Linked DNA regions of Homo sapiens: region 2 is linked to region 1. Evidence: chromatin loops called from intact Hi-C (ENCODE). Cell type or tissue: PC-3. All regions are shown on one strand. Links, peaks and the distances in the headings refer to the core of each region. The heading gives the core; the rest is flanking DNA.

Region 1 (5,789 bases), core at 442-5,441:
TGATCTCAATTGTACCACTAGCTCATTGTGTAAAACAAGGAAGTACCAAATGTATAAGACCCCTTTTTTCACCCAGAAGCCTTGTCACTAGGAGATTCTCGTGCTGGGCCAATCACATGCAGTCACAGGCAAGACTCAGTCTAGATCCAGATACTGAGCCACAGTCCACAGATCATGAGCCCTTCCTTTCTTTCTTTAGGCTCATCTGAATTCTTAAATTGTCACATGTTTCTGCTTTTAAAAAACAAACAAAGCTTCTAGGTTGTATTAGTGCTATCGCAATTCCAAGTTCACAGGTGATGAGATGAAAGATTTGCTGGTACGTCGCCTTCTGGCCACTTAGATAGTCCCATAACATTGAGACAGAGACGGGGCTTGGCTTCAGCTCACCTCCAGTAGAGCATTCCCATTGCTCACAAAACCCACACCAATATCTCACGGACACCATAATGTTTAACTGTGCCTTTTACTTAAAGAATTCCAGGAACTGGCCTTAGGAGATAACCAAGGTCGGTAGTGTCCTGTCCTGGGAAGGAATGCTAAACAATCGATTTATAGCCTTGTTGCTGCAGGCCAGACTACCAGGTGGCCCATTGCTCAAGAGAACCACGGCAGCCAGATAATGCTGACCTGCATCCCCTACCCCTCACGTGCTTTGCCCAGCCAGCCTGCATACCCTACTCCTGATGTCAATTCCTGAGTGTTGCCTAATAAAAAAGCCCTACTGACTCTTTCTGGAAAGTCAGTCAGGGAATTCTCTCTCCCTCTCATGCTGCCCTCATTATGTCCAGGAGTCAGCTCCAATAAAATCCTGTCTGGGGAAACTTTTTTGGCCTCATGTCAAATTCTATGGCATTGAGAGCCCAAGAACCAGTGGTCGGTAACAAAATGGCAAGTGAATTTTGGCTTGTTCACTAATGTCCTGGGCTTACCCTCAACTTGGCTTCTTCAGAAACTCAATTTTGCCAATGCACCTAGGGGTGAAGTTTCCTTAGAGGCAGATGTGCTTGTCTCTCCAAGGCTGGTGCATGTCTCTACCTGTAGTGAAGGCTGTGGGATGCAGACACACATAGGTGCACCCACTGTACCTGCATGCATGTGCACATATGTTAACAAACCTTATGCTGGTTTGTTAAGAGTTGGGTGAAACGTGCCTGCACAATAAATGCTTGGGGCAGCCCAACAAGTGTGTTCTCCTACCTGTGCCTGCCTCAGGGGATGCCGTAGGCAGATGGTTTCCTGGGAGCATAGAGTCAGCACAAGGGAAGCTGTTGGTCTCAGGAAGGTGGCCTCAGGGGAGGGTTACCACACATGTTGGTAGGGTCTATATTAGTTTTCTTGGGTGGCCTTAACAAACTACCGTGGGCAGGGTGGCATAAACAACAGACATTAATTTTCTCACAATGCTGGAGGCTGGAAGTCCAATGTCAAGGTGTTGGCAGGGCTGGTTTCTCCTGAGTCCTCTCTCCTTGGCTTGCAGATGATGTCCTCTCCCTGTGACTTTACATGGTCTCCCCTGGGTGCGTGTCTGTGTCCTAATCTTCCCTTCTTATAAGGACACCAGTCATATTGCGTTAAGATCCAACCCAATGGCCTCATTTAATCTTAATTACCTCTTTAAAGACCCTATCTCCAAATACAGTCACATTTTGAGGTACTGGGGGTTAGGACTTTAGCATATAAATGGGGGGGGGCACAATTCAGCCCATGCCATGATTGAATCTAAGATGCCAACAACCTTTGTTCTAAGAACCTGCATTTCTTGCCATACTGCTATTGCTGACAAACTCCTTTTTTCTATAAGCATGCTATGACACAAATGCATAGATTTCTGCTTATTACATGCCAATCACAATGTAATCCTACCTTCCTGAGATTTTTCTCAGTTGGTCTCTGAGTGTCCCCAGACTTTTCTGTCACACATTAGCAACCTCTTGGTTTGTTCCTGGGGTTGACCATTCACATGCACTGTGTGACAGTTTTACTGAGCTCAGAGAGGGGTCATGTGCAAGTTCTTTGAGGGCACCTTTCTTTTTTTTTAAGATAGGGTCTCACTCTGTGGCCCAGGCTGGATAGAGTGCAGTGGTGCAATCTCAGCTCACTGCAACCTCCGTCTCCCGGGTTCAAGTGATTCTCACGCCTCAGCCTCCTGACTAGCTGGGACTACAAGCACATGCCACCACGCCCAGCTAATTTTTATATTTTTACTAGAGACGGGGTTTTGCCATATTGGCCAGGCTAGTCTCAAACTCCTGACCTCAGGTGATCCACCTGACTTGGCCTCCTAAAGTGCTGGGATTACAGGTGTGAGCCACTGTGCCTGGCCTGGGGGCAACTTTCTACCTCACTCTTTCATCCTCTCCACAAATTGCCTATAGATATGACTATAGTTCTTGTACATAAGAAATGGAATATAAAGAATTATTGGACTGAAGCCAAGGAAATTGTAGAGAGAAAATCTGAACAAAGAAAACATTTACTTCTGTGGGTAACACAATATTGGTAAAAATCCAAAAATATCTTGACAGCCTGGAGCAGTGGACTGACTGTAAAAAGATGACGTCTGATTGGGGATAATTGTACAGTTGGGTATTTGCGTTAAGATGATTCAGCTGTGAAACGTAAGATGGAGGAGATGCGGCTTCTCAGCAGGAAGAAGATGCCGAGGCTTTGGTTGCCTGTGCGTTTGCTGTGAGTCACTGTGTGTGTGTTGGCTTCCAGGAGTCAATGCCAGCTTAGCTCGGGCAATGACGGGATTTTGTCTAAAACGAGAGAGGGAACAATCTCATTTTCTCTTGGGACAGATCAGATTACTGTGGGGCTAATTCTTCAGATGTGAGCACCACATTTTAAAGGGGGGAGAGCAAAGTGAAGTAATAGTTCTCGAAACACTGTCCTGGAGGAAGAGTGATGAAGGAATGGAAGGCATTATAGAGAGAAGACCTAGGAGAGGAGGAACATGCTGGACATGTCAAATATCTGCAATGTTGTCAGGTAGATAATAGATGGGACTCGTTCTATGGGGATACAGCATGAAGATCCCTAGGTGGAAATTAAGGGGAATTTGATTATTTACCTACATAATATCTATTAGCTATCTAAGGTTGGTGCCCTTAAATTGTATATATTTAAGCAGAAGCTAGGTTTGGAGAGAAACTTGAAGATGATGTAGAAGAGATTCAATTATTGAGAATAAAATAAAAAACATGGTTAAATAATAGAGAACAATCAGGAAGAAACAAGTTCAAAATATGTCTAATTAGAGCAAACATGAATGTGTGAATGCAGCTATTAAAAGATGCATAATCCGGCTGGGCACTGTGGCTCATGCCTGTAATTCCAGCATGTTGAGAGGCCGAGGTGGGCAGATCACAAGGTCAGGAGTTCAAGGCCAGCCTGACCAACATAGTGAAACCCCGTTTCTACTAAAAATACAAAAATTAGCTGGGTGTGGTGGCATGCACCTGCAGTCCCAGCTACTTGGGAGGCTGAGGCAGGAGAATCATTTGAATCTGAGAGGTGGAGGTTGCAGTGAGCCAGACTGCATCACTGCACTCCAGCCTGGGCGACAGAGCAAGACTCCATCTCAAAATAAATAAATAAATAAATAAATAAATAAATAAATAAATAAATAAAGCATAATCCAAATATATGTTGTTCACAAGATAAAACATGAGCTCACCCAAAACGTTTAAAATTTAAGAGCTAGAAAACGATACACCAGATAAATATTAAGAGAATGGAAGCTAGCAGTTGTAGCTAGAAAGTAGCAATACTAATAATAATAATAATAAAAAAATCTCTGATTGTATCACTGGACTCCAGCCTGGGAAATAGAGTGAGACCCTGTCTCATAAAGAAAAAAAAAAGGAAAGAAAATAAAATAAAAACTGATATAATTCAAGGTTGCATTTATTTCTCTCTTTTAATTCTCTGCATAGCACCTATCATTTATATTTTCTCTCCCCCTCTACTCCACGCTAGACTATAAATTTTGTGAGAACAGAGATCTTGTTTGTTCTGTTCAGTGCTGAATTTTTACTGTCTGGAACATTTCTTTGGTCATAGCAAGTGCTCAGTAGATATTTGTTGAATGAAGACATAACCCCTAAGACTTCTTTGAGTTCTGAGATTCTAGGATGGAGGGTGTGGGAACTGGCCTTGTTCAGGTTATCTAGTGCTGCATAACAAATCACTCTAATGCTACAGGCTCAATTATACTGGACATCCAAAATGGTGCACTCATTCGGCTAGCAGATGATGCTGATTGTCAGCTGGGATCGTGAGCATCTTTACAGATGCTCCTTGACTTATGACGGAGTGACATCCTAACAAATCCATTGTAAGTTGAAAATATAAGTGGAAAATGCATTTATTACACGTAACCTACCAAACATCATAGCTGAGCCTAGTCTATCCTAAATGTGCTTGGAATGCTTACATTAGCCTACAGCTAGGCAAAAATCATCTGGTAACACAGTGCACTGTAGAGCATTGGTTGTTTACCCTGGTGGTCTCATGGCTGACTGCGAGCTGTGGCTCAATACAAGAGAATCATGCTGCAGATTGCTAGCCTGGGAAAAGGTCAAAATTCAAAATAAGGTTTCCATTGACTGGGCATGGCTTTCACACTATTGCAATGTTGAAATATTGTTAACTTGAACCATTGTAAGTCAGAGGCTGTCTGTAAATGGCCTCTCCCTGTGGCTTGGGCTTCTGGTAGCTGGGTGGCTGGAATCCAGTGGTAAGTGTTGTAAGAGATAGGAAATGGAGCTGCCCATCTCTGAAGGCCTGAGCCTGGAAATGAGACAGTGCTACTTCTGTCACAATCCCTGGTCAGGAAGTCATGGAGCCACCTGGGACCAAGGGAGAGGACATGGAGCCCCTCCTCAATCCCCTTCTCAATGGAGAAGAGTCAAAGAATTTGTGGTCATCTTCAATCTGCCACAGACATACAAATGAGGAGAACTTTCTGTTTTATCACTACAGATGACAGTAACTGACAGGTGTGATTTGCTGAGTGTGATGGTTAATGCTGACTGTCAACTTGATTGGATTGAAGGATGCAGAGTATTGATCCTGGGTGTGTCTGTCAGGGTGTTGCCAAAGGAGATTAATATTTGAGTCAGTGGGCTGGGAAAGACAGACCCACCCTTAATCTGGGTGGGTATCATTTAATCAGCTGCCAGGGAGGCTAGAAGATAAAGCAAGCAGAAAAATGTGAAAAGACTAGACTGGCCACCCTCCCACCCTCCCAGCCTACACCTTTCTCCCGTGCTGGATGCTTCCTGCCCTTGAACATCGGACTCCAAGTTCTTCAGTTTTGGGACTCGGACTGGCTCTGCTTGCTCCTCAGCTTGCAGATGGCCTATTGTGGGACCTTGTGATCGTGTGAGTTAATACTTAATAAACTCTCTGTTATGTATGTATCTATCCTATTAGTGCTGTCCCTCTAGAGAACCCTGACTCTATTATTTATCCTATTAGTTCTGTCCCTCTAGAGAACCCTGACTGAGTGTGAGGCACAGCTCTCCCAAGGGAAGGAAAAGCTCACCATGGAAGAAAAGAGTGCCATTCCAGAATCACTGCAAAATGTGTGGGCTGGACCAGGTGCCATCTAAAATCTTTTTCATTCTTTTTTTGAGATGGAGTCTCGCTCTGTCACCAGGCTGGAGTGCAGTAATACAATTTCAGCTCACTGCAACCTCTGCCTCCCAGGTTCAAACGACTCCTGCCTTAGCCTCCCAAGTAGCTGGGACTACAGGCACGCGCTAGCATGCCTAGCTAAT
Region 2 (5,789 bases), core at 495-5,494, 190 kb after region 1:
ATTTTAGCCTCCAGCTAGCATCTTAATCTACGAGAATGAAATTCAAGGGGAGAATTCGCTCGCGCATTCTGCCAGTTCAAAATTTTTCAAAGTTTTCAGGTTGCACGCAAGCGGCTGAACAGCTAAAGAATAACCTACGACACGAGAGTTACCCGTAACAAGGATTCCCGAGGCAGCTAGAGAAGCTATCCGGTTTTTTACAAGGTTACCTGTGGAGGCAGAGTTGGGCAGAAACAATGGGACAAATTGGACCGGAAACAACCATTGATCCTGGAAAAGACCTGAACACACTGGATGACAAGGAGCTTGCCAAAAGGAAGAGCATCATGGATGAACTTTTTGAGAAAAATCAGAAGAATGATCCAAATTTTGTTTACAACATTGAGGTCAAAATCCCACAGGATGAACAGCTGCAGTCCTGTGGCTGGGACACAGTCAGCTCATAAGTTCTGATACGAAACACTCAAAAGATTTATTGGGCTAGCAGAATATTCATGTTTATATAAATAACATAGATTGGTTCTAGAAAAATCTTTAGAGAACACTAAAATGTATATGTTGAGTCACGGGGGATTGACTATATTACTTTTCAAAACCAGGACATTTAGAGCATCTACTATGTAGGTGCATGAGGAAAATAGAAAAAATGGAATAAAGGAATCTGCCTTATTTTTTGCTCTTTTGAGACAGGATCTTTCTCTGTTGGTCAGGTTAGAATGCAGTGGTGAGATCTCAGCTCACTGCAACCCCCACTTCCTGGGCCCAAGCAATCCTCCCACTTCAGTCCCCCAAGTAGCTGGGATGACAGGCGTGCACCACCATGCCCGGCTAATTTTTTTGTTGTTTTTTGTTTCTTTGTTTTTTTGTAGAGATGGGGTTTTGCCTTGTTACCCAGGCTTGTCTCAAACTTCTGGACTCAAGCTATCTGTCCACCTCGGGCTTCCAAAGTGCTAAGATTACAGGCATGAGCCACTGCACCTGGCAGGAATCTGCCTTTAAGGAGCCTATAATCTAATTGGAAGATGTCAAAACTTGTGAAAAGCTAATTAGCAGTATTAGGCAACCAAAAGATTAAAGCCAGATGCTTGATAATGGCTAAAGGTCAGAGCCTAGATGACTGTAGAGTAGAATAGCAAAGGAAGACTTTGTCCTTTAGTGAAGGACTTTGCTGGCCCTTGAAATGGTAGTATTTGGGTAAAAGCTTGTGTAGGATTCTAGAGAGGAGCAACTGAAAAGAAGGGGAGGGGAGATAGTAAAGAGATAAGAAATTATATATATATACACATATATAACAGTAAGTAATTTATAGTTTGGTAAGATTGGGGTGGGAAGTGATCTGGTTTGGCTGTGTCCCCACCCAATCTCATTTTGAATTGTAGTTCCCATAATCCTCACAAGTCGTGGGAGGGACCTGGTGGGAGGTAATTAAATCATGGGGGTGTTACCCTTATGCTATTCTCATGATAGTGAGTGAGTTCTCACAAGATCTGATGGTTTTATAAGGGGTTTTTTCCACCTTTGCTCGGCACTTCTCCTAGCTGCTGCCATGTGAAGAAGGACATGTTTTCTTCCCCTTCTGCCATGATTGTAAGTTTCCTGAGGCCTCCCCAGCCATGTGGAACTGTGAGTCAACTAAACCTCTTTCCTTCATAAATTACACAGTCTCAGGTATGTCTTCACAGCAGCGTGAGAATGGGCTAATACAGCGGCCATATTTGGTTACCAGGGAATTATCTTTTTATGTGTTTAACTCTGGAGAAGCCTCTGCAAAATGCCCTCAGCTGCAAGTAGCTGTCACCTGATGGACAGAAGGGGAATTCCACCCCTTGAGTATCAGGAAATATACACTGAAGACATTCTGAAGCCCTGAACCTCCTCCCATAAATAACATGTTTGTTTATAAAATGGGAAATCCTCCTACAATAAATGAACAATAGGTACTGCCAGTTTAGGCCTACTCATGACTTTGGATCTACAAGAGAAGATCTTTGTTTAGCAAGATTATCTGTGACTTCATACATCTATTCTTACTACAATATTAATTGCTAGAAATTCTATGTTTTCTATAAAAAAATTAATATTCATTAAATAAAACAGTAAAAAAATTTTAAAAAGTTGGTGAATTTTATTCCATTTAAATTATACTTCCATAACTGAGCTTTTAAAGACTCTATATAGCTTTTAAAATAAAAATTAGGAAATTAATTTCCTTCAGGCTTCATTCTTTACATCTCTCTTTACCTACATAGATGACCACAGAAAACACTAAAAGCCAAGTTGTAGGTAGCATCAGCTAGCCAGTCAGTGAAAGTAAGTTCTCCTAGATCCATCAGGTCCATGATTTGAAAGAAAACAAATGATTTTCCAAGAAACAGCATGTCCCCTTGGAGCTGTAATTGCATCCATCGCAATGAAGTCAAGCCGAGGCCAGACAAGATCGTCTCATGAGCCGCCTTTGCCATCTCTCAACGGAACGCTTCAGGCTCAGTGTAGATGCAACACCAGGGACAGAGGCAAGTGCCCTGGGGGACTCCATCACTCCCAGGCTGGACCAGGAAGCAGGGATGGAGCCAGCCAGCCTAAGCCCAGATCACCCCTGAGCACAGCCACGTAGAAGTTAATCTGCTGTGCTTTGAATGCTCACAGCGCCCAGCATCGTGAAGTCAGAAAGGGATCAATTTTCATTAATATGAAGAACCACACTTTGAGGGACGAGACTGAGTCCATTAGACTCCTGGAGAGGCACATTCTTAGTGAAGGGTGCGACAAAAGCATTGGATATTAGCTGATAAGATTGCAGGAGACCCAAACACTCCCAGGACTCACGAGGGGCTCTCTACCAGCCCCAATTCAGAACCTCAGGGTCATTACTTATCACATGAAGCAGCTCTTACTCCTAGTCACCAGCTGTTAGGATCCAAAAGTGGAATGAGAATTCCTCACATCCGGAATGACTCCCAATCTGGAGACCTCCCCTGCCAGGAAGAGAGTCCTTATGAAAGCCACCCTCCAGGTCTAAGCTTCAGAAACAGTGGCTGCTGAATGCATGGAGGGCAGGTGAGGGAAGCTGCCTGTAAATTTCAAAGCACTGCACACACGCATTCACCCCGTTTCCTCCTGAGACCCCACTAAAATACAGCAAAGGTTTTCACTTGTGTCATTTGTTTTATTCTTTAGTCATACATTTCCAAGGGCAAATAGAAGAGAAGACAAGACAATAGCAAAAAGGATTTGCAAGCCAAAGAGCGGCAGGACCAATTGCAACTGAACCATCCAAAAAACAGGAGAATCCTAACTTAGCAGCTGAATTTGAACCCTAGAGAGCCAGGAAGCTCAGGGATTGGTGGCATCCAGCACTCTGGAAGGGGATGAGGGTGGGCTAAGCACTGCAGGAAGAGTTGAAAGTCGATTAAAAGTACAGAGACTCCCAGATCTCCTTACCCTGCCCACCAACCAGATGACCTCACCTCCATCCTAGCAGAGACTAGAGGAGCTCCCGGAGGGGAGAACAGACAGGGTCTTGTGTGGAGGAAACAGCACCTCTGGGCCAGAAACACTGTTCTGAAGGCACTAGGGGAAAAAAAAGACATCCACCCTGCTTCTACCAGGGGGCTCCCAGAACCTCAGCCTTTGAGCTTCTAAGAATGAGTTTGCTGGAGTCCAGGAATCTGAATCAACATAAGAAAGCAATTCCCCAAATTGAACAGTTCATGCAGAACACCTAGAGCAAATGCGCTTCTTTTTTTTTTTTTGAGATGGAGTCTCACCCTTGTCACCCAGGCTAGAGTGCAGTGGTGTGATCTGGGCTCACTGCAACCTCCACCTCCTGGGTTCAAGCAATTGTCCTGCCTCAGCCTCCCAAGTAGCTGGGATTACAGGCACCCGCCACCATGCCCGGCTAATTTTTGTACTTTTAGTAGAGACGGGATTTCACCATGTTGGCCAGGCTGGCCTCGAACTCCTGACCTCAAGTGATCTGCCCTCCCCAGCCTCCCAAAGTGCTGGGATTACAGGCGTGAGCAAGTGCGCTTTTATCAAGACCCATCTTCCTATATGGAGCTTCCCACCGGCTTTTTAGAACATACAAGGAGACAAAAACTTAAAAAAAAAAAAAAACTATCAAAATCCCAGCAAGGACTAAAGAGCAAAAATATAATGCTTTTAAAAAAGTAATGTAAGGGAATAACAAGGCTTCTGAAATTTAAAAAAAAAAAAGAAGAAGAAAATGGTAGCAGTTAGAGAGAAAGAATCAGCTCTAGCACTCCATAGTACAGGAGGGTGTCAATAGTTAACAATATCTTATTATAAGTTTCAAAGTAGCTGGAAAAGAAGATTTGAAAAGGTCCCAGCACAAAGAAAGGATGAATGTTTGAGGCAATGGATATTCCAGCTAACTTGATTTGATCATTACACATTGTAGGCATGTATCAAAATATCACATGTACCCCATACATATGTGCAATTACTATGTGTCAATTTAAAAAAAAAAACAAGAATAAAAAACAAAAGGAGAAGACAGAGGAAGGCAGAAGGAAAGTCCAGAACTGAAGTATGTGGGTTCCCAAAGGGCAGGGACCAGCCAGTGCACAGCACAGCAGATGCAAATAGTCTTCCCAGGACACGTTGCCTTGAAATTTCCCAACACTGTGGGCAAAAATAACACCTTCCAGCTTTCAGAAAGGGCGGGGATAGCGTCAGACAAAGGATCCAGAATCAGTGTGCACTTTGGACTTGGCAAGAGCAATGCTGGGACAATAAAACAGTGTCTTCGAGACTCTGAGGAAAGGTGATTTCCAGCCTAGAATTCTATAGCCCTCAGTCTGAAGAGAGAGAAATACATTTCCAATTGCCTCTGAACACCAATGAAGATGTGCTTCACTGAATTGAGGGAATAAAGCAGGCAAGAGAGGGCACAGAATCCAGGAATCCAGGAGTGCGGAGGGTGGTCCCACAAGGCAGTGAGACCCAGCGAATCCTCCAGGGTCCTGGGAGGCCAACCCTGCAGGGCCCAGACTTTCCTGCAAGGCAAGAGGCTTCCATAGCACCCCAGAAAGAGACTTACATGTAGAGAGCACTGGATGGGACATTTGGGGATAAATCACTGTTAACTACGTTGGAAACTAGGCAAATAAAAACCAAGACCATCATTAACTCCTAGAAAAACAGAAGGATGTAGAAAGCTTATATATTCCAGGCTTAGCTGATATATTAATCAAGGCTCTCCAGAGAAACCAAACCTGTGGAACATGTTAGCCATACACACACACACACACACACACACACACACACACACACATATATATATACACATGCACACATACATACACACACATATGTATGTATGCATACATAACATAAAAAGAGTTATTTCAAGGAATGGGCTGATGTAATTGTGGGGTTAGCAAGTCCAAAATCTGTAGGGCAGCTGGCAGGCTGGAAACTCTCAGCCAAGAGCTGACACTGACATGTGGAGGCAGAATTTCTTCCTCCTCAAGGAAACCTCAGTTTTGTACGTAAGGTCTTTCAACTGATTGGGTGGGGCCCACCCACAAGGCTTAGGATCCTCTCCTTTGATTAAAGTCAATGATTGTAGACATTAGCCGTTTGTACAAAACACCTTCACAGCAACCCCCAGGTTGGCATCTGAATTAATAGCTGGGCACTAGAGCCTAGCCACATGGACACGTAAAACTAACCATCACAGCTGGGCATCGCATTTACGAGTTTAGATGAATGTAAGCACTGACTGTTGATCTCACTGAAGTTACTATATCACCTAATCGGGAGGT

The links. A loop is a pair of places that touch in the nucleus more often than their neighbours do. Peaks named below come from ENCODE experiments on the same cell type or tissue, not always from the same donor. Only the 100,000 strongest peaks of a DNase experiment are listed, where the experiment ranks them.
Region 2: it touches region 1 in a loop (2.7-fold over the local background); 1 of 110 quality-filtered maps calls a loop at or near these places.

Annotation. Positions count from the first base shown.
Region 1 is chr2:235,328,111-235,333,899 of GRCh38, reverse strand. No RefSeq gene overlaps it. Among named protein-coding and RNA genes, the nearest start is that of AGAP1, 160 kb to the left of the region's middle. In PC-3, for the core only: no CTCF peak of the experiment used is centred there; a DNase peak (open chromatin) is centred at 2,609; H3K4me3 peaks cover 494 bases; H3K27ac peaks cover 2,954 bases.
Region 2 is chr2:235,141,680-235,147,468 of GRCh38, reverse strand. It overlaps the pseudogene CEP19P1. Among named protein-coding and RNA genes, the nearest start is that of SH3BP4, 190 kb to the right of the region's middle. In PC-3, for the core only: no CTCF peak of the experiment used is centred there; no DNase peak of the experiment used is centred there.